2 separate regions of the Homo sapiens genome follow, and region 1 is linked to region 2. The links are chromatin loops, found by intact Hi-C in ENCODE. Cell type or tissue: PC-3. All regions are shown on one strand. Links, peaks and the distances in the headings refer to the core of each region. The heading gives the core; the rest is flanking DNA. Region 1 has its middle 110 kb from the start of ATPSCKMT. Region 2 overlaps ATPSCKMT (ATP synthase c subunit lysine N-methyltransferase).

Region 1 (11,093 bases), core at 914-8,913, 94 kb after region 2:
TATTATACTTTAAGTTTTAAGGTACATGTGCACAACGTGCAGGTTTGTTACATATGTGTACATGTACCATGTTGGTGTTACTTCTTAAAGGCCTCTCATTTTAACAATATTACATTGGGGATTAAGTTTCAACACGAGTTTTGGAGGGGGCAAACATTCAAACCATAGTATCAATGTTGCAACTTTTGGAACCTGCGAATGTGACCTAATTTGGAGAAAGGGTCTTCATAGATGTAATCAATTTAAAGATCTTGAGATGAGATCATCCTGGATTATCCAGATAGGCCCTAAGTCCAATGGCAGGCGGACTTAGAAGAGAAGACACAGACATAGACAAGAGGGCCATGTGGAGATGGAGGCAGAGATTGGGGTGATGCAGGGAGAAGCCAAGAAATACCAGGAGCTACCAGAAACTGGAAGAGGGAAGGAAGGTGTTTCCCTTAGAGCTTTTGGAGGAAGTACAGCCATCTCTACACCTTGATTTTGGACTTCTGGCCTTGAGAACTGTGGGAAACGAAATTTCTGTTTTTAAGCCACCCTTTGCTGTAATTTGTTACAGCAGCCCTAGGAAGCTGATCTACTTGGTAAATACTATCTTCTTGTCGTTATTGAAGAAATTCTCTCATGGTTACTGGAGGAGGTAAGCAGCTGTGGCTTTGGGAAGACTGGAGGTACTGAGATGGGTGGGCAGTGTTTTTGAAGTAGACTAGGGCAGGAGTTGGCAAACATTTTTCAATAAAAGGCCATTTAGTAAGTGGTTGTTTCAAGTCTGCTTTTGTAGCACGAAAGCCCAAAGGCAGCCTCAGACAATACTTAAATGACAAGATGATGGATTTGGCCTGCCCTTGGGCAGGAGTTTGCTGACCCTCAGTCCGGGGCAGCACAATTCCAGGTAGTTCACGGGCTATGCCAGTCCAAGAACTCTTTGTTACTTTCTGTGGTGAGATAAGTGCTGAAATGGAGAGTGTTTAGAAACTTTTGTAGCAACTTGATAGAGTAATTTTATATCCGTTGAAGCTAAGGGCAAAATATTTACCTGCATATGTACATTTTATGATATTTGTACATAATTATGGTGTACATGTGATATTTTGATATATGCACACAATGTGTAATGATCAAATTGGGGTATTTAGGATATTCATCACCTTGAACATGTATCATTTCTTTGTGTTGGGAACATTTCAAATCTTCTAGCTATTTTGAAATATACAATAGATTATTGTTAACTGTAGTCAATCAACTGTGCTATTGAACACGAGAACTGTATATGTATTACGGTTCTCTAGAGCGACAGATCTAACAGGATATATATATATATAGACTCATATATATATCATATATATGATATATATATAAACTCATATATATCATATATATGATATATATATAAACTCATATATATATCATATATATGATATATGTATAAACTCATATATATATCATATATATGATATATATATATATATGAGTTTATTAAGTATTAACTTACACCATCACAAGTTCCCACAATAGGCTGTCTGCAAGCTTAAGGAGATAGGAGAGCCAGTCCGAGTCTCAAAACTGAAGAACTTGGAGTTCGATGTTTGAGGACAGGAAGCATCCAGCACAGGAGAAAAATGTAGGCTGGGAGGCTAAGCTAGTCTCTCCTTTTCCCGTTTTTCTGCCTGCTTTATATTCGATGGCTGCGATTAGATGGTGCCCAGCAGACTAAGGGTGGATCTCCCTTCCTCAGACCACTGACTCAAATGTTAATCTCTTTTGGCAACACCCTCAGAGACACACCCAGGATCAATACTTTGTATCCTTCAATCCAATCAAGTTGACACTCAGTATTAACCATCACAGTATGTTTGTATCCATTAACCAACCTATCTTCCTCCCCGTGTTTCCCCACCCTCTGGTAAATATCATTCTACTCTCTGCCTCCCTAAGATCCACTTTTTTTAGCTTCCACATTGTATTAGTCCATTCGCACACTACTATGAAGAACTTCCTGAGACTGGGTAATTTATAAAAGAAAGAGGTTTCATTGACTCACAGTTCCACATGGCTTGGGGGGCCTCAGGAAACTTACAATCATGGTGGAAGGTGAAGGGGAAGCAAGGACCTTCTTCACATGGTGGCAGGAGAGAGAAACGTGTGTGAGAGTGCAGGAGAAACTACCATTTGTAAAACCATCAGAGCTCATGAGAATTCACTCAGTATCACAAGAATGGCATGGGGAAAACTGTCCCCTAATTCAATCACTTCCCATCAGGTTCCTCCCTTAACACCTGGGGTATTGCAATTCAAGATGATATTTGGTTGGGGACACACAGCTAAACCACATCACACATATAAATGAGAACATGTGATATTTGTCTTTCTGTGCCTGACTTATTTCACTTAACATAATGATCCCCAGTTCCATCCATGTTGCTACAAATGACAGGATTTTATTCTTTTTAATGGCTGAATAGTATTTCATTGTGTATACATCACATTTTCTTTATCCATTCATTTGCTGGTGGACATGCAGGTTGATTGCACATCTTGACTATTGTGAATAGTGCTGCAATAAACATTGGGGTCAGGTATCCTATCCTTTAGATATACTGATTGCCTTTCCTTTGGATAAATCCCCAGTAGTGGAATTACTGAATGGTATAGTAGTTCTATTTTCAGTTCTTAAAAATATTTTCGTTTTAAAAAGTGTATATTTTCATGGGGTACAAGTGCAGTTTTGCTACATTAATATATTGCACTGTGGCAGGTCAGGGAGCTTCACTGCGTCCGTCATTGGATATTTTAGTTTCTTGAGAAACCTCCACACTGTTTTCCACGATGGTACTAATTTACACTCCCACCAACCGTGTTTCAGAGTCCCTTTTCTCTGCATCTTTATCAGCATTTTAAATATTTTGTCTTTTTGATAACAGCCATTCTAACTGGGGTAAGATGATATCTCATTGTGGTTTTGATTTGTATTTTCCTGATGATTAGCGATATTTGGCATCTTTTCATATACCGGTTGCCGTTTTTATCTTTCTTCTGAGAAACATTTATTCAGATCCTTTGCCCACCTGTTAATGGGATTATTGGGTTTTGTTTTGCCATTGAATTGTTTGAATTGCTTGTGTATTCTGGAAATCAGCCTCTTGTTGGATAAATAGTTTGCAAATATTTTCTCCCATTCAATAAGTTGTCTCTTTACTCTGTTGAGGCGTATGTTTTGTATGTCTTTTTGCCTTTCACTATTCTAAAAATTATTTTAAATTTTATACAAGTGACAGTCTGTGGTAGATTAGAAAGCAAAACCTGGTCTTTGCCCACAGGGAGTTTGAGAAGCTTTGGCGTGTACAGGACCCTCTCTGTCCTTGCAAGAAGGTGTTGCTTACCCACAGGGAGCCATGAAAAACCAGGGAGCCTGGCAGGACCCAGCCCCTTGGACAGCCCAGGAGGTGAGAAGGATGTTCTCTGCAATGCTTCTGGCCTGGGGGCTTGAGGTGGCCTGGTTTGGACTGGACATCGAGGCGCTGTACAAGAAGCCTGGCTGAGGCTGGTCGTGCACACCAACGGGGTGTGTTGTTGACCTGAATCCACCATGCAAAGCAGGGCAGATGTTTGGCTGTTGACCAGCCCAGGGCTCCTTGAACCTGAAGGGTGGGGCCTGGTGGTGTATTTGGGAGGCTTGGGTCTCCTTGCCTGGCTGCTGTTGGCCCCCTTCCAGGCCTTCCCTGCACACATGGGAGGAGGCTGTGGGAGGCTCTGTGGAATCCGTGCTGCCCTGTGCTTCAGCTGTTTGTTCTAGTCTCCTTCACAGACAGTGGCTCCCCAGCTCAGGGACACTGCATGCCTGATCATCCTGGGGGCTGGGCCTGTGCCTGGCTCACAGCAGGTGCTCAATACATGTTTACTGAGGAACAACTGGACACATGGATCTTTTCCTTTCAGGTCATGTGCCCTCTGGTGGTGTGTAGGGCAAGGAGTCCTGCGGAAGGCAGGACCTCTGAGATGCCCTGAACACTGGGCCCCAGGGCCAGGGCACACAGGGCAGACCTGCTGCTGTGCACAGGGGAGGCTGCCAGGCCCTGGGGGCACCACATACCCATCATCTTTGTCCTGCATGGGCTTGGGGCTGGAAGTGCCCCTCAGAGAGAAGACAGGGACTCAGGGCTCACTGGACAGAGAGTGCAGGCATGCATAGAGTGACCTTCCCGTAGGGCCAGGGGTCAGGGGAGGCTGTGTGGCATGGTCACTGCCTTTGTCTGCTTGAGCTTCTGTCTCTGACTGAGTGGCCTAAACAATAAACACCTATCTCACAGCTCTGCAGGCTGGAAGTTCGAGATCAGGGTGCCAGCAGGGCTGGGGCCCTCTTCCTGGCTGCAGATCGCTGCCTTCTGACTGTGTCCTCACATGGTGGAAGGAGACTGAGAGAGCTTTCCGGGATCCCTTCTATAAGGGCACTAATCTCAATCATGAGGAGTCCACCTGCATGACCTAATCACCTCCCCACAGCCTACCCCCAAATACCATCACCTTGGGGGCAAGGAGTTCAACACGTGAGTTTTGAGGGGACACAAGCATTCCATCCATAGCAGCTGTCTAGAGGAACCAGCTTAGCCAACCAACTTTCATAATTTACTGGGGAATGCTCACACTTCAACAAAGCAAATGTTCTGAGAGAGAAGGGCCTAAACAAGGCTAGACTGTATCTGTCTATCTATCTATCTATCTATCTATCTATCTATCTATCTATCTATCTATCATCTATCTATTTATTGTAGAGATGGGGGTCTCACTATGTTGCCCAGGCTAGTCTCCAACTCCTGACCTTAAGCCATCCTCCCACCTTGGCCTCCCAAAGTGTTGGGATTACAGGTGGGAGCCCACCACTTCTGGCCCAAGGCTAGAATTTTGAAGAGTTATAAATTCTAGAGGGAAGATGAGCTGTGCTGGCTTTTAGGACAGCTGAGTGACTGCTCGCTCCCTGCGGATTTCCCGCACAGAATCAGCTGATCTGGTTCCCCAGGGACCCTTCCTTCCTCCCTCTGCTCTCCACCCAAGTTCCCTCTACATCTCCCCAAGGGGCTCCTCCCCGTTTTAGGCCAAGATCTGCAGGTCCTTTTGAGAAAAGGTCATAACCAGGTGCCATGAAGCCTGAAGCCTGGGAGAGAGGCGTCTCTGAGGGCCGGGAAGCAAGGTGCCCTCCTCACTAGCAGCCCAGGGACTCGGGCTGAATCATAAAGGGCACAGCCTAGGACCTGGGGGGAGTGGGGGCAGTCTTGAGTTTGTGATTTCAAGTAAAACCAGGAGGAGGGTTCAGGTCAGGGGCGGGGGGCTGGAGAGAGGTCCCATCGGACCTGGAAGATGGATCGCTGTGGCACATTCAGAGCAAAACAGAATATGAGGTTGGGCGATTCGTGGGCGGCGAACGTGGTGTCTGTATCAAACACTCCTGAAGCCAGTGTGTCTAATCACCTTATAGGGTTTTCATGCCAGCAGCTCTGAATTTGCGGGTGCCGGATCACCTGCCCACAGACGTGGAAACTGGGACACAGTGATTTAAACTCCACCTGAGGATGTGATCCAGGAGAGTGTGGAGCAAGGAGGTCTTTCTGTCTAGTTTATGGCTTCCCTCGCTGAGTGGCGCTGCCTCTGCCCTTGGCCTTGCTGAGATTTTATAGCTGGCACTCATTTGGGTCAGGCAGATCCTCCTAGGAGCCATCGGAGAGAGGAAGCCAGCCCCAGTTCTGTGCGTGCTGGAGGGCTTTCTGCTTGCCTGGTCGTAAGCAAGAATCCAGTAAATAAATAGTTCAGTTCCTGCCAAAATTGCCTATGCTGGAATTTGTGCCTTGGAAAGAAACATGAATAATGACTAGGACAGAGCATTTCTCTATTTGAACCCGGATAATTTTAACGGCGATAGCAGAAATGCGAGAAAGCCCCAGCGCCGTGTATTCTCTGTGTTATAAATTCCTTTTCTCCCTAGCATCGCGGCCTTATCTGGAGCCTCTCTTGGCTGCGCTCTCTTCTTTCACTTCTGTCTTCTTTATTCACTGTGTTCCTTCTTTTCTCAGATTTTACTAGCTCAGCAGCTGCAGCTGAAATGTGCCAAGAATGCTTGCCCTGGGTGGCAAAGCAACACCGCAGGCTGGCAGCGCTGTTTACCTTCGTGGGCCCACTTTCTCAGAGCACACTGTCCCCTCTGACCCTTTCAGAACCTACTCTGCCACAGCTTGTTTTATTTTTTTATTTTTATTTATTTATTTTTTTGAGATGGAGTCTCGCTCTGTCGCCCAGGCTGGAGTGCAGTGGCGCAATCTCGGTTCACTGCAAGCTGCGCCTCCCAGGTTCACGCCATTCTCCTGCCTCAGCCTCCCGAGTAGCTGGTACTACAGGCGCCCGCCACCACGCCCGGCTAATTTTTTGTATTTTTTTAAGTAGAGATGGGGTTTCACCGTGTTAGCCAGGATGGTCTCGATCTCCTGACCTCGTGATCCGCCCGCCTTGGCCTCCCAAAGTGCTGAGATTACAGGCGTGAGCCACTGCGCCCGGCTGTTTTATTTGTAAAAGTCAGTGGATGACAAAACAATTTCAGATGACAGGGTCCACTTGGCTTTCCTTCCCTCTCCTTAGAACCGAGCACCTTCCACAGCTTTTACCCCGGACACGTGTTTTTTGGCGCATCTGCAGAATCCCTCAAAACTTAATTATTTATAACAAAACAAAAAACAAAAAAACAGCGTAACAAGATGCATTTTCAAATAGTGAGTTCATCTGAAGCACCTTCTCGAGCAAGAGGTTTTGTTCCAGAGGCTGTGGGAATAATGGTAGTTCTGGCAAAATGGAAATGTGACTGGCCACTCACACAGTCCTAAGATCTCCTGCTTAAAAGAAGTGTGATAATGTGCGCTTGGGGAGAGTGACCGCATTCTTCTTACAATACAGTCCTACCCTGGAAATTGTGACTGAACCAGAAAACACCCCAGGCCGTGGCTTCCGCTGGTCAGATTTAGGGAAGATATGAGGAAAGGAAACCTAGAGAAATCAGGGGGAAGAGAGAAAATATGTTATAATGGCTAAATAAGCCCAAACTTATCAGTTGTGACAACGTAAACAATGAAATAAAAATCAGGATGAAACATAATGACTCAGAAAGTTTTAAAATTAATAAAAGAGAAGAACGTAGCAATATTCCAACAGATAAATTAGATCTCAAGATGAAAAGTATTAAGGACAGAGACAGCCATTTCATATTAATACAAGTGAAAATGCACGAAGGAGATATAATAGTTTTGACGTTGTATGCACCTAATACAATACCTTTGAAATACAGCCATTCCTTTGAATTACAAGGAGAAATTGACAATCCTGGAGAGATTTTGACACATCTTTCCTGTAGCGGGCTGAATGGTGGCTCCAAAGACATGTCCCCATCCTAATCCTTGGAATCTGTAAATATTACCTTATTTGTAAAAAGGGTCTTTGCAGATGTAATTAATTTAAGAACACTGAGATGAGATCATCCTAGATTATCCAGGTGGTTCCTAAATGTCATTGCAAGTATCTTTTTAAGAGAGAGGCAGAGAATTGACACAGAGGGGGAGGCCATGGGAAGGGGAAGGTAGACATTGTAATAAGTTGGCACAAGTCACGGAGTGTCCAGGAAGGTGGGCAGCCACCAGAAGCTAAGGTGGCCAGGGACAGACTCCCTTAGAGCCCCTAGAAGGACCACCACCCTGATGACACCTTGATTTTGGATTTCTGGCCTCCAGAACTTGGACAGAACAAATTTCTGCTGTTTTAAACCACCGAGTCTGTGATAATTTGTTACCGCGGCCACAAGAAATGAGTTCTCAAAAGCTACCATAGCAAGTAGAATAATAATTAATAAGAAAATAAAGGATTTGAAGAATTTAATTAACTCTACATCCAAGTGAGTATACTCATTAGTTTTAAGTACATGGGGAAATTTATAAAAAATTAACTATGTACTAAGCAACAAAGAAAAATCCACAATTTTCAAAGGCTGAAGTCATCAAGTCCTTTTTCCAATGGGGACCGGGGAGTAAAAATAGTAACCGACAACATAAAGATAGACAGGATATCCCCGCATAACATCTGGAGGTTAAAAAAAAACCTTCTAAATAATTCACGTTTTAAAGAGGAAATCATAATGGAGTACAGTACTTAAAACCGAATGACTGTAAAAGTTCTGCACATAAAAAGTTATGGGATAAAGCCACAGTGGTACTCAGAGGGGAATTTAGATCCAGAAGTGCATTTATTAGAAAACAAGAAAGATTAAAAATAAATGAGCTAAGCTTTCAACTTAAGAAACTATAAAAAAGAATAACAAAAATCTAAAGAAAGTAGAATGAAGAAGAAAACTAATATACAAGCAGGAATTAATGAAACAGAAGGCCAGAAATTCCAGTCATCAACATAACCAAAAGCAAGTTCTTTGACACAATTAACACAATAGACAAATTTTTGACAGGTATAATCAATAAAAAGGAGAGAAGACATAAATATCATGAGTAAACAAAAAAGGATTTATAACTACGGATACTATCAACCTTCAAAAATTATAAAAGAATTGAATATTTTTATACCAATACACTAAGAATGACTGATGTTGAAAACTTTCTAAGATAATATATATAAACAAATTGATCCAAGAGCAAGTAGAAAACCTGGATAGAGACACAATCATTAGATAAATGGAAATGATAGACAAAGATCAATAACCAAAGAGGCAACAAATCCGTAGAGTTTAAAAGATGATTTTTATAAAGTATTTAAGGAACAAATAACCTAAATCCCCTGAAACTATTCTAGAGTTTAGAAAAAGATGGAAAGCTGACCAACTCCTTTTGTGAAGTTAGTAAAAACACTATTATCAAAATAAGATAAGGAAAGCATAAGAAAAAAAAACACACACAAAGGATCATTATACTTGTACATGTAAAAACCACAAAGAAAATATTAGTAAATTGAATCCTATAATTTATTAATAATATAATATAACTCGAGCCACTAGGGTTGGTTCAACAACAACAAAAAATGGACAAATTGTCAATTTGTCAATGCTTTACTAAATTAGTGGGGAAAAAAATCCCCATAATTTTCACAGTAGATCCTGCCATTTGTCCAGCTCCCATAAACATTCATTCATGACACAAACACCTAGAAAACTGAATAAAGGAGAACTCCCTGAACTATTAAAGGATGTAAACCAGGAAACTGTAGGAACCACCATGCCTAGCGGTGCCACAAAATTAAAGTCAAATCACATCTCCCATATCACAGCTTAGCCCAAATTCAAGAAAAGAAATACAAATTGGAAAGGAAGAAACAAAACTCTTGTTATTTTCCGAGGCCATAATTGCTCAGTTTGGAAAATCCGAAGAATAACCTGACAAATGATTAAAACCAATTAATTAGTTTAGCGGGAGTGCTGAATGTGAGTTGGACATATAAAGATTGGCAACTTTTCTTCCTTCAGCAAAAACCAATTAGAAATTTCAATAGGAAAAATGATCCTATTAATACTAACAAATGCATAATACTAACAATACATAATACTAACACAATACATAATACTAACAAAATCTTTTGGGTATTGGAGACTACACCTTTGGCAACCATGCCAAAGGCCTAGCCATCCTCTTTTTTTTTTAACTTTTTTTTTTTTTTTTTTTTTTTTGAGATGGAATCTTGCTCTGTCGCCCAGGCTGGAGTGCAGTGGCGTGATCTCGGCTCACTGCAAGCTCTGCCTCCTGGGTTCACGCCGTTCTCCTGCCTCAGCTTCCTGAGTAGCTGGGACTACAGGCGCCTGCCACCACGCCCGGCTAATTTTTTTTTTTTGTATTTTTAGTAGAGATGGAGTTTCACTGTGTCAGCCAGGGTGGTCTCGATCTCCTGACCTCGTGATCTGCCCACCTCGGCCTCCCAAAGTGCTGGGATTACAGGCTTGAGCCACTGCACCCGGCCTTAACTTTTTTTTTTTTTTTTTTACTAAAAAATCCCCTTAAGCTTTGCTTGGCTTGTCAATATATTCACCAAAGATAAAGGATCTCTCAGCATCTTTGCAGGTGGTGTTAGCCGTGTGATGGTCTGCTCAATGATATGTAAGTAGAATTCCTGCAGGAGGGGGCTCCTCATCAGATAAGAAGACAGCACTTGGTAAGAAGCTGCTGTTGGCTCTTCCACCTTCTTCCTGCCTGGAATACAGACAAGATACCAGGAGGTACAGCAGGCTTCTTGGGATCACATTGTGACCACTTTCTGCTGAAGATGGTGGAGGAAAAGACAGAAGATGCTCAGTTCCTTGATGATCTCCTGGAGCAAATCACTGGCCTGGGCTGCCTTACCTTGGGCTTCTTGGTGAAGGGTGAGGTTGGGAGGGAGAGACAAAGAGGTAGGGGACCTTACTGGTTACAGCCATTGGTGTTTAGATTTCCTCTAACTCACAAGTGAACACAGCCCAGATGCAAAATCTAACAAAAAAGTGTTAAAACCAAATGACCATGAGATGTCACTACATAGCTATTAGAATGGCCCAGATCCAGGATGCCGACAACACTGAATCCTGGTGAGAACGTAGAGCAGCAGGAGCTCTCATTCATTGCTGGTGGAAATGCAGAATGGTGTGGCCACTTTGGAGGACAGTTTGGCAGTTTCCTATAAAAGAAAACATACTCTTACCATAGGATCCAGCAGTCACTTTCCTTGGTATTTACTCAAATGAGTTGAAAACTTCTGTCCACACAAAACCTGCATATGGATGTTTATAGCAGCTTTATTCATAATTACCCTAACCTGGAAGCAACCAAGAGGTCCTGCAGTAGGTGAATGGATAAACAAACTGTGGTACATCCAGACAGTGGAATACTATTCAGTGTTAAAAAATGAGCTATCAAGTCATAAAAAGACATGGAAGAACTTAAATGCATGCTGCTGAGTGAAATAAACTAACCTGAAAATGCTACATACATCTGCTCCCAAATATATGACATTCTGGAAAAGGCAAAACTATGGGGACAGTAGAAAGACCAGTGGTTGCCTAGGGTTGGGGGGATGGATGGATAGGTGGAAGACAGAAA
Region 2 (11,093 bases), core at 1,917-9,916:
CGAAAAGTCTGTTTGCCGTTTGTACCTGCAACTACGAAGCAGATTGAAAATGTTGTGAAAATGTTGCGATGCCGAAGAGGATCCCTTGTGGACATCGGTAGTGGGGACGGACGCATTGTGAGTTCTGCTAAAACATTTTAAGGTTTGAAACCAGAACTTAAAATTTCTGCTTTACATTTAGTAAGGCTTACACAAAGACTTAACTAAATCTGACAGCTTGAAAGAGTGCTCATTTCATTTTATGTTTGTTTGACCAAACTATTCAACTACCAGTGTGTTTGGAATTCATTTTTCCCAGATTTAATTTGTTCTTAAAGGAGGAAGTGTGCTGTAAACATGCCAGGTGAAAAAGAACAGTTAACTGGTAATTATCAAATTGTCTCTTAAAATACATGGGCCAACAGAGGTGGCATGAGAAGAAATATGTTAAATCATGGCATTTCACTCCTTTACATTTTTGCCCCATAGTTGTTTGCTTCTGCATTTGTCTGTATTTATCCATGTATAAGTAATAATTCCTGGGGTAATACAGAGTTAAGAAAGAGCCAGTGATTAACCCTCACTAAGCCGAAGATCAGTCTTTTTATGAACTTCTCTCACTTGACCGCAGTTGGGCACCTATAAATAAAAGGCCACTGATGGGCAAGTGGGTGTCTCAGAGCAGGTTCCTCTGTGGGCAGGGTGGCACCATCCTTAGCCTCATCCCAGAGATAAGCTGAAAAGTTCCAGCAGCAGTGGGAAAGGCTGGTGCTATGGAAGCATTTAGTGTGAAGGCCAGCAGGACTCTATCACCTTTCACCGGCTCCTACAGACATAGAGACTGATTTTGTGATTCTGAGCTAGAATAATCACGAGGAGGTTAGAAAGTTAAGATATTTTTAATTTAATTTTTTTTTTTTACTTATAAAATTGTGTTAAGATACACATACCGTAGTGTTTACCATCTTAACCATGTGCAGGTGTACGGTTCGGGGTGTGAAGCATATTCACGTTGCCGTGCCACCATCACCACCACCCATCTCCAGAACTCTTTTCATCTTGCAAAACTGAAACTCTGCCCCGATTAAATAATAACTTTCTACTCCTCTCCTCCCCTCACCCTCTGGGAGCCACTATTTGTTTCTAAGAAATTTATTAGTGGCCAGGTGTGGTGGCTCATGCCTGTAATCCCAGCACTTTGGGAGGCTGAGGTGGGCAGATCACGAGGTCAGGAGTTCAAGACCAGCCTAACCAACATGGTGAAACCCTTTCTCTACTAAAAATACAAAAATTAGCCAGGCATGATGGTGCACGCGTGTAATCCCAGCTACTCAGGAGGCTGAGGCAGGAGAATCGCTTGAACCTGGGAGGCGGAGGCTGAAGTGAGCCAAGATCACGCCACTGCACTCCAGCCTGGGTGACAGAGCGAGACTCCATCTCAAAAAAAAAAGAAATATATTAGTCTGTTTTCATGCTGCTGATAAAGACATACCTGAGACTGGGCAGTTTACAAAAGAAAGAGGTGATTAGACTTACGGTTTTACACAGCTGGGGAGGCCTCACAATCATGGTGGAAGGTGAAAGACAAGGAGGAGCAAGTCATGTCTTACATTGATGGTGGCAGGCAAGGAGAGAGCTTGCGCAGGGAAACTCCCCCTTATAAAACCATCAGATCTTGTGAGACTTACTCACTGTCATGAGAATAGCATGGGAAAGACCTGCCCCCATTATTCAGTTACCTCCCGCCAGGTCCCTCCCACAACACATGGGAATTCAAGATGAGATATGGGTGGGGACACAGAGCCAAACCATATCAATAAATCAAGGAGAAAGTTTTGAAATTCATATTTGAATGCTTTACGTATTTGAAGAGTATCTGTGGTTTCTGAGAAAATGTTTTCTTGCAGCACTGTAGTACTTGGGAACTATCTTAGGTGGGACAGCTGAGTCAAGGGATGCTCCCTTAAAGAATGGGGCAGGACAGAACAGGCAGAGAGAACCCAGGACTGCCCCACATCCCTCCCACTCTCCGGAGGCCAGTGGGATTCCACAGTTGACGTTATTGGGATTCATTTCATTTTACTTTTACCTGTTTTCAGTTTTGAGTAAACAGTCATTAACTACAAAGGAAATATGTAACTAATTGCAGATTTTTCATTGACAGGTTATTTTTATTGCATATTATTACTTGTTCACAAAACCATCCTCCCAGACACTTTCATTTCACTGCTGCTGTGCTAGCCCACTGATGGAGAGATGCAGTGGATTTTCAGCAATGTTTTGTTCGACCTCCCCGGGGGTTGGCTGACCTAGAATCAATTATGGAGGTGTTCCAAGTGAACCTGAATGTCTATTCTGATACTTGAGGTGAAGTCTTTAACCAATCAAGGAAACTAAGTTGCATGGGTTGACTATTACGTTGTCCACAAAGCTATATCGCTTTAGAGACACATTTTAAAATGATGTCTTAGTCACGGGAGGTGCTTTTTGATTGGATGTTTAAACCATTGATAGGAAATATTCATATTGTTTGACCATGTATGTTCATTTTTTCTTCTTATTTTGAATAAATCCTGCCTCTCTCCACAGGTCATAGCGGCTGCGAAGAAAGGGTTCACAGCAGTTGGTTATGAATTAAACCCATGGCTAGTTTGGTATTCCAGATACCGCGCTTGGCGAGAAGGTGTGCATGGATCTGCCAAATTTTATATTTCAGATTTGTGGAAGGTATGTAAGGCAGAGAATGGCCCTAGAGAAATCCAAGGGAAAATTTTATTATTCAAAATTAGTATGACTGAGAACTGAAAAATGTATTAAAAGAAAAATAATTAAAATCCAAGTGAATATTCTGGCATAATGAAATATGTAAAATTGATACGTTTTACAAATAGTCTCCTTTAGAGAGAAGCTTAAAGTTTTTATATGATAGGTCTTGTGAATTCCAAGAATTTATTTACTAAATTAAAATGTTGTCATTTCTGTTTCTTACAAAATAATGAGATTTTTCATCTCATTTGGAAATCCTATAAATTATTATTGATAAATATTAGACTTTTCCATTTGTGTGCCTGTGTGAGTGTGTGTATGCATATTCGTATATTTAGAGAGACACAGAGATGGTTGCTGGAGAATCGTGCTATCACGGTTATTTCTTATCCTCATAAAGTATAAGATACTTCCAAATTTATTTGTACTCTAAAAACTCTAAAAATGCCCTGTAATTTTGCTTTAGGAATGTTCCATAAAATGCTTTTTCTTAAATAAGAATTTTCCATTGTAATATTGTCATCAGTAGCTTACAAAAATTCACTTGAGTTTTGCTTGCATTGTTTTTTTATGCCATATGTGCATAAACGATCTCTCTATAGAGTAAATAAGACTTATTGGGCAATAAGAATTTTAACTGGCAAAGCACATTTCCCCCCAGTTTTTCAACTAAAGACCATTTTATTGCACTTTTTTACATAGTATTTTAGAGAAGAGGAGGGGGACTCAAATTTTAAGGATGGTTCAACAACAACAAAAAACAGATGGTTCTGAAGTCTCCTGTGTTCTGGTGAAGCTGGTGGTATAGAGTGGACTGGTGCGGGAACACGTGGCCCCGGTGCCACCAGCTGGTCACAGTGGGGTCACAGTGTGGTCACTAGCTGTCTGACGCATGACCACTGGGGCGTGCCCTGGATGGAGTCACCCTGAGGATGAGATGGGATGACTTACAGGGAAGCGTTTGGAAAACTGCAGTGGATTGAATTAAAATGAATGAGAGCATGAACATGTTATTCTTTTCCTTGTGAAATCTTAAGGAGGGCCGCTGTTCTTAGGAGTTCATCAAAACCCACCGTTTGGTAAAATGGAAAACTGCTACCCATTTCTGTAAAACAAGTTAAGCTTCACGTTTGGCTTTTTGCACTTAATCTACTGATTATTTTCCCACCTTGTTCAGGTTACTTTTTCGCAGTACTCGAACGTTGTTATTTTCGGTGTGCCTCAGATGGTGAGTATGCACTTTCCTGCTCTCTGTTTGGGGTTAGATGATGTTGAAGGCCCTTCCAGCCACAACACCACCACTCACCCGTGTGAGGGTGATGGCCTCCCAGAGATTTTAGGGAACACTGGATTTCAGTTCATTGATTTAATAAAATACTTCAGAGTCTTAGAAGTTTAATCATAAAAGATTCAGTCATACTTTTAAACTTTGGCTTCAGATTAAATTCTCAATGATTTCCCTAAGCCTTAAACATTCCAGTTTGGAAACTGCTTTCTGAGGTCCCGTGTCTAATGTAGTTTGCAGTTTTCACAGCCGCTCACTTCCACTTCGCTGAAATCGCTCCGGAAAGTTAATGAGATGTTCCCTCTGAATTGATCATTCCTCCCATTTGGAAGGAAGATAATTTTCTGGGTGGATGAGCATTGAGTAGTTTCAGTTTACCTCAGTTTACTGATTTGCTAGAGGATGGCATATTGAACTTTGATTATGTACTTTCAAAAGTGAAAATGCCACAGTATTGTACTGAAAATGGCCCTCCTTAGCCTTTGGAAGGATGGTCATGGTGGGAAGCTTTTGCTGTATTGCTGGTGCACAGACCATGGAAAGAAATCCCTTTTCACGTTTCAAAGTCTATCATTGTAGCCATAATAAAATTGGCAGAATTGAATGTTTGCTAAAATGCTGTGATATAGCTGATAGGGTTTTAATTTTTTAAAAAGACAATTTACCTTTTTTTATTTTGTTTTTTAATTAATACCCAAATTTTTGTATAAGACATTTCAGTGCTTGAGAAATGTATTTCTACTACTAAGACCTTCAGTATAATGCCATATTCTTTACTTTTAAAATATAATTTAGAAATGCTTTTGTAAAATATTCTTTTTTTTTTGAGCCAGGGTCTTGTTCTGTTGCCCAGGCTGGAGTGCAGTGGCATGATCTCGGCTCACTGCAACTTCTACCTCCCTGGTTCAAGCAATTCTCCTGCATCAGCCTCCTGAGTAGCTGGGACTACAGGCACCTGCCACCACGCCCAGCTAATTTTTATATTTTTAGTAGAGGTGGGGTTTTGCCATGTTGGCCAGGCTGGTCTTGAATTCCTGACCTCCAGTGATTTGCCTGCTTCGGCCTCCCAAAGTGCTAGGATTACAGGTGTGAGCCACTGTGCCCAGTCTTGTAAAATGTTCTTGAAAGTGACAGTATCCTGTACATTTATAATTCTCATTAGGCCTAAAATTAAGACCAAACTTTGGTATTCAGCCTTTTCTTATAGAAGTGAAATGAGGTAGAAGGGCACACTCCCTGGTCATTTTTAAAAAACTGATTGGGATCATAGATTGATACGCAATTTTGATGGTGATTTATTACCTGTGATGTTTGGGCTTTCGTTCTAAAATGGAATTGTTAGCTTTTTGGAGACAAGTAACTTTAATTTGAATCTGTGCTTTATAAAAATAGAATGTTAGCATTTACTGGAAATTCCATGCGTTGTGGAGAGGCAGGATGATGAAATCAGGATTACTTGTCCCAGCGGGGGGCAGCAGTGGCCTTTGGTAGTCATCGTCACTCCAGGACCTGTGGAGCCGACTCCGGGTGCTTCTTACCATGTTTGAAGTAGACTGACTCACTTTATGGAGCTGTTCAATCAGGGGAAATAAGAGTCTTATTATTTATGAATACTTTTGTGATTACTGTCCATTCTTCTGTATGTAGAGAAATCTGAAATAAGGAACATGTACCATTTCACTATTCCCAAGGAGAAAGGGGAGCAGCTGAAGGATACAAAGTGTCCACGTTCCCTGTAATAGAGATTTGGCCAGCTTGCTGTCTTCATGCTGGTGGGTCGGTCAGGGGTGCGGAGGCTGGGATGGCTTCTGTTGGTTTGGAAGGCTAAGTTTTGTGTGTGGAGGCCCCTACTTTCAGCCTTCATCAAGCTGTGTCTCAGTGGAGGCCATGAGGGGAGGGGGCGTGTGCTGTGCCAGTCGACCATCCCAGCCGTGGCTGGGTGACTCCACAAAGCCAGCATGCCATGTGACGTTCCCTGCTGATGCCCAGGTAGATACTCAGAGAGCCAGGGGAGCCTTGGGGAGGCCCAGAGCCAGGAATCTCTGGGGCTGTAAACCCTCACCCCTGCTTCTGATACCAGACTGATGATCCCTAACAGCTCTGTGCGGTTGTAGCTCAAAATCAGAGGTGCCCTAGCATTTCCACACAAGTATGTATCTATCTAAAAAGGAGCAGGAATCCCATCTGGATCTGGTCAAGCCAGTTGTGGGGTTGTGAACATCCATGTTTAACATGAGCTTACGCACTGAGAGCATCTTTTCAAAGTGCAGAGCAGATCAGCCTTGCTCTTGTGTAAAACCCTTCTGTGACTTCTTGCCGTTTTTAGGGATAAGGCCCAAATACTCACTGTGGCCCTGAGGCTGGTGCGCAGGGGCCCCTGCTCCCCTCCAGCCTCCCCTGGGCCATGCTGCCCTCAGCTCTCTGCACCAGCCCTCCGTCCTTCTCTCGGCCCCCTGGACCTCGCCATTGCTGCTCTTCCCAGAGCCTGGGGTGTTTCCTTCCTTCTGACTGTGGTCTCCCTGGCTCTGGACTTCGTCGAACAGCACTGACCACTCATGGGCCAGCTGTCTTTTCCTCTGCAAGGCAGTCCTTGATGACAATGAGGCGAGCTCCAGCGGCCCGCTTTACTCTCATATAGTACCTTGTTGCCCTGTCCTTAGATGGGTTATTGTGCATTTCTTTGTCTGAAGGCTTCGACACTGCTAGCTGTGTGCACTGCACCATCAGCTCAGGGGCAGGGACCAGGCCTTTCTTCTTCTAGCTGGCCCAGGCCTCCAGCACCGCAGCACTGGCACAGGCATCACTCAGTAAACGGTTGTTGAATGAATGAATGTGGTCTAAATATACCCATTATTTATACTTTTCCCAGAAAGCTATCTACTTTCATAACTTCAAAGAATGACCAATTTTAGTTACAAATTCTGTTATGAATTTTTTTTTTCTTTTTTTTGAGACAGAGTCTCACTCTGTTGCCCAGACTGCAGTGCAGTAGAGCGTGATCTTGGCTCACTGCAGCCCCAGCCTCCTGGGTTCAAGCGATCACCTGTCTCAGCCTGCCAAGTCGCTGGGAATACAGGCGTGTGCCACCATGTCCGGCTGATGGTTTTAGTTTTCGCAGGGACAGAGTCTCACTATGTTGCCCAGGCTGGTCTCAAACTCCTGGGCTCAAGCAGTCCTCCGGCTGCAGACTCCCAAAGTGTTGGGATTACAGGTGTGAGCCACCATGCTTGGCTTTTATGAACTGATGAACAAAAATATTATCATTATGTTCTAGTGAAGAAAAATAACTCGTAGCTGAATCACTTTTTCTTCCTTCTTTCCTTCATTCATTTGACAAGTGTGGCCACTATAGCAAGCCCTGTTCTAATCGCTTGGAATACTTCAGTGAGTACAAGAGAAAACACACCTGCCCCAGGTGCTCATATGCTAGTGGGGAGAGCAGATATTACATGAGATGCCTGTAGAAGATGCATCATACAGCAGAAGCAAAAGTGCTGTGGAGCAAAGCAAAGCAAGGGCGGGGTGGGGCAGGGACAGGATCCCTGCAAAGGTGACCTCTGAGGTTAGGGAGGGGGCGTGCAGGGAAGAGCGCCTCGGGCAGGGTGGGGGGCAGTGCAGCAAGCAGGCAGGTGTGGCATGAGTGTGCGTGGGGAGGTCAGAGAGGAAGCAGGATGGGAAGGACACCAGCCCTTGGAAGGGCAGGAGCCTTGGGTGAGCAGAGAGGAATGCAGGGCTGGCTGGGCTTGAGAAGGGTCACAGGCTGCCATGTGGAGGCAGGGGTGGGTACAAGCTGGGAGACAGGTTATAAGCTCTTGCAGGTGTCCAGGCCACGGAGTAGCTGGTGAGAAGCATCAAATTCTGTGTGCATTGTGAAGATAAAATCCACAGGACTAGCTGGCAGATCTAACGTTGGGGAGAGAGACAAAGGTGGGGTCACAGGCAGCCCCAGCGTGTTGGCCCAAGTTACTGGAAGTTTGGAGTTGCCTTGGGAAGTGGAAGCTTGTGTCTAGCACCTTAGACCACCGGGCCATCCTGCCACACGCTTGGAGTTGCTTTGAACTATGCTGGGGAAGGTGCAGGCGGAGCTGGCTGGGAAAGTCAGCATGGGCATGTGAAGTTTGGGTGTACATGACATCAGGCTGGCAGTGGTGGGTGAGAAGGAGTCTGGGGTTCGGGCCAGAGGGTGGGCTGGAGATGTAGGTTTGTTGGGCATCCGCACAGATGGAGCCTGGGAGTAGCTGAGACTCCATGGGGAGCACGAGGATGAGCTGTTGAAGGCATGAGCTCTGGACCCTGGCATTAGAGGTCTAGGAAATTAGGGGCAACCAGTAGGACTTGAGAGGGGAGCCTGGGGAGGAGGAAGTGCCAGGAGTGAGTTACACTGGCGGCCCAGTGAAACCGGGGTTCCTGGGGGGCGGGATGTGTGTGTGTGGCAGGGCTGGGTTATCTTATACCTTTCAGAACTATGTTTAAAGTTTTGTAGATGTAATTAGAATAGGATGAGTTCATGCCACTTTGAAACCTATAATTGTATGAATAATTTTGAATTCCTTTACGCAGACATGACACATCACGGCTTCTCTTTGCGTATGATATCAAGCACCAGATTCATTGCATATTTATGTGTAATTTAGTCAGTTAATTTCTTATGATGGAAATAGCTCCTTTCATTTTTAGGTTTATCTTGACTTAGCATATGACAATCATTTGGAAATAAAAGAAACTATAAAAGAGAAAAGAATAATAGCATCATGAATAAGTTTATAATTATCCTTTTTATGAACAAAATTACCATAAGAAATCTCTGATATTTTGGAAAAACACATATTGTTTCATTCTTTGCTTATTTAATTTTTCCCTCAAGGAACAAAACTTTTTTTTTTTAATCTATACTGGCTGTTAAAAGAATAGAAATTCCTCCATCCTTAATAGAATTTATTCTGTGTTATCTTCGCATTGATTCTAATGAAGAATTAGAATTTAGTTCATTCCAGCTGTAGGTCATGTAGAAGTTTTTCTGAGCACTTGGTTATAAGATATAGGCCAGGAATAAAACCATCATAGAAGCCCTATCAATTTCATCTTGGTTACTTTTTAGAGGAATAATTTTTGCTTAGATCTTGTTTTCTAAATATCACTTCTCACTAAGAGGAACCAGGAATCTTTGAGAAAAAGGCTGAATCAGGACTGTGGAAGGGAAGATACAAAAGCCAGGAACATTTTGTTAAGCCTGAATGTAAGGAGTGCTCACAGTATTTGATAACAGCATGTCCAAAGGACAGAGAAGCCAGCGGCAAGAGCCTCCCAGTGGCCAAATTAGGAGAATTCGAGCATTCGAATACACAAGGACAGTAATGGATTATAACCCATCAAATGAAATAAGAATATAGGTGTTTGTCCTTATAGCAGATCGGTAGATAAGGAGACAGAGAGAGGCAGAGCAGGTGAGGGGAAAGCTGTTCCTTACGGTAGAGTGCCAACTGTACATCTAGAAGAAAGGACAGAATTAGCAGATTGATTCAGGCCAGAATCATCCGTGAGTGCTATTTCAAGTGTAGGGACTCTCTGATGAGTAACAGGATTTACATCATCCCAAAGCATCTCCCCACAAACTACTCATTATAAAAGCAAAAATAGCAACTGCACAATGGAGACACCGGATCCCACCTTCACTGTGTGGTTACTGCCATCATCAAGAGCAGAAGGGCCTCCTGGGTGTCTGTGGAGCCCTGGTAAGTTCACAGCTTCACAGGTGGGGTGTTGCCAAAGACCACACACCGCACTGCTCATGAGCACACATCAGAGGACCCACCGCCAGGGCCACTCGGTCCGATAACTGAAGAATGTTATTGTCACGAAAACCAAAGAAAGACTGAGCAACTGTTTTCCGTCTAAGGAGACCAAAGGAATGTTATGGCTAAATGCAAAAATGGTCCTGGACTGGATCATACCCTTGGGAAATGTTATACAGAACATTATTGGGGCAATGACAGAATCGCAGTGTTATTTGGAATTATTATATTGGAATACAATGTTAAATTTCCTGAATATAACTGTGCTGGGATTATGTATGAAAATATTTTTCTTAGAAAATACACACTGAAGTATTAAGGAAGTAAAGGAGCATATTGTATGCAACCTTTTCTGCAATGGTTTAGGAAAAAAATGTTCAAAGAGAGGAAGAGAACAAATGTGACAAAATGTTGAAAATCGGTAAACCTGTAGGCCAGCTGCAGTGGCTCACGCCTGTAGTCCCAACACTTTGAGAGGCTGAGGTGGGCAGATGGCTTGAGCTCATGAGTTCAGGACCAGCCCGGGCAACATGGTAAAACCCCATCTCTACAAAATTAGGAGGTTGAGGTGGGAGGATGATTTGAGTCTAGGAGGCGGAGGTTGCATTGAGCCAAGATCACACCAATGCAGTCCAGCCTGGGCGATAAATCTTGTCTCAAAAAAAAAAAAATTATTTGAACCTGGGTATAGGTATACAGGAGTTCTTTGTTCTGTTATTGCAACTTTTCTGGAAGTTTGAAATTATCCCAAAATAGCAAGTTAAAAGAAGAAAGTAGAAAAAAATTATTTTTAGGATGTGAAGGTGGTGAAGGTGGTAATATATTTTTAGGATCTGCAGATAAGTTTTTAAGTAGTTGTTAATTTGCTGATGTAATTAAAATATCAATACTTCTAGCAAATAATAAAAACTCTTTATTGGTAGATTGATAATAAAATGGTACAACGGTGGTATAAGTTAGGCTATCAAGAAATTCATTATCAGTATATTATGGATACATTTTTAAAAATTATGAAATATTTCATGATATTTCCAGTTGGTAGAATTGTGCATATTTTTTCATAGTCTAACTATACCACATTTCATTGACTGTAGATCTTGATTTTAGGATGCACCATTGCTATTGAGAAACAAAAAAATTGCTAATTATAATTCTAAGACAATTAGTGTTGTGTGATGTGTCCTGATTTCAGAGATGTTAAAAATGTGCAAAAATGTGGCTGGGCGCAGTGGCTCACGCCTGTCATCCCAGCACTTTGGGAGGCCGAGGTG

The links. Hi-C counts contacts between places; a loop is a spot of excess contacts. Peaks named below come from ENCODE experiments on the same cell type or tissue, not always from the same donor. Only the 100,000 strongest peaks of a DNase experiment are listed, where the experiment ranks them.
Region 1: it touches region 2 in a loop (19-fold over the local background); 6 of 110 quality-filtered maps call a loop at or near these places.

What each region holds. Positions count from the first base shown.
Region 1 is chr5:10,133,482-10,144,574 of GRCh38, reverse strand. No RefSeq gene overlaps it. Among named protein-coding and RNA genes, the nearest start is that of ATPSCKMT, 110 kb to the left of the region's middle. RefSeq lists an enhancer at 3,952-4,585. In PC-3, for the core only: CTCF peaks have their summits at 3,746 and 3,952 (motif pointing left); a DNase peak (open chromatin) is centred at 3,934.
Region 2 is chr5:10,228,091-10,239,183 of GRCh38, reverse strand. It overlaps ATPSCKMT (ATP synthase c subunit lysine N-methyltransferase), which reads left to right. Exons shown (of 5, transcript NM_199133.4): 2 at 1-117; 3 at 2,569-2,706; 4 at 3,923-3,973. Among named protein-coding and RNA genes, the nearest start is that of ATPSCKMT, 16 kb to the left of the region's middle. In PC-3, for the core only: CTCF peaks have their summits at 5,498 (motif pointing right), 9,136 and 9,336; DNase peaks (open chromatin) are centred at 5,533 and 9,563; H3K27ac peaks cover 1,965 bases.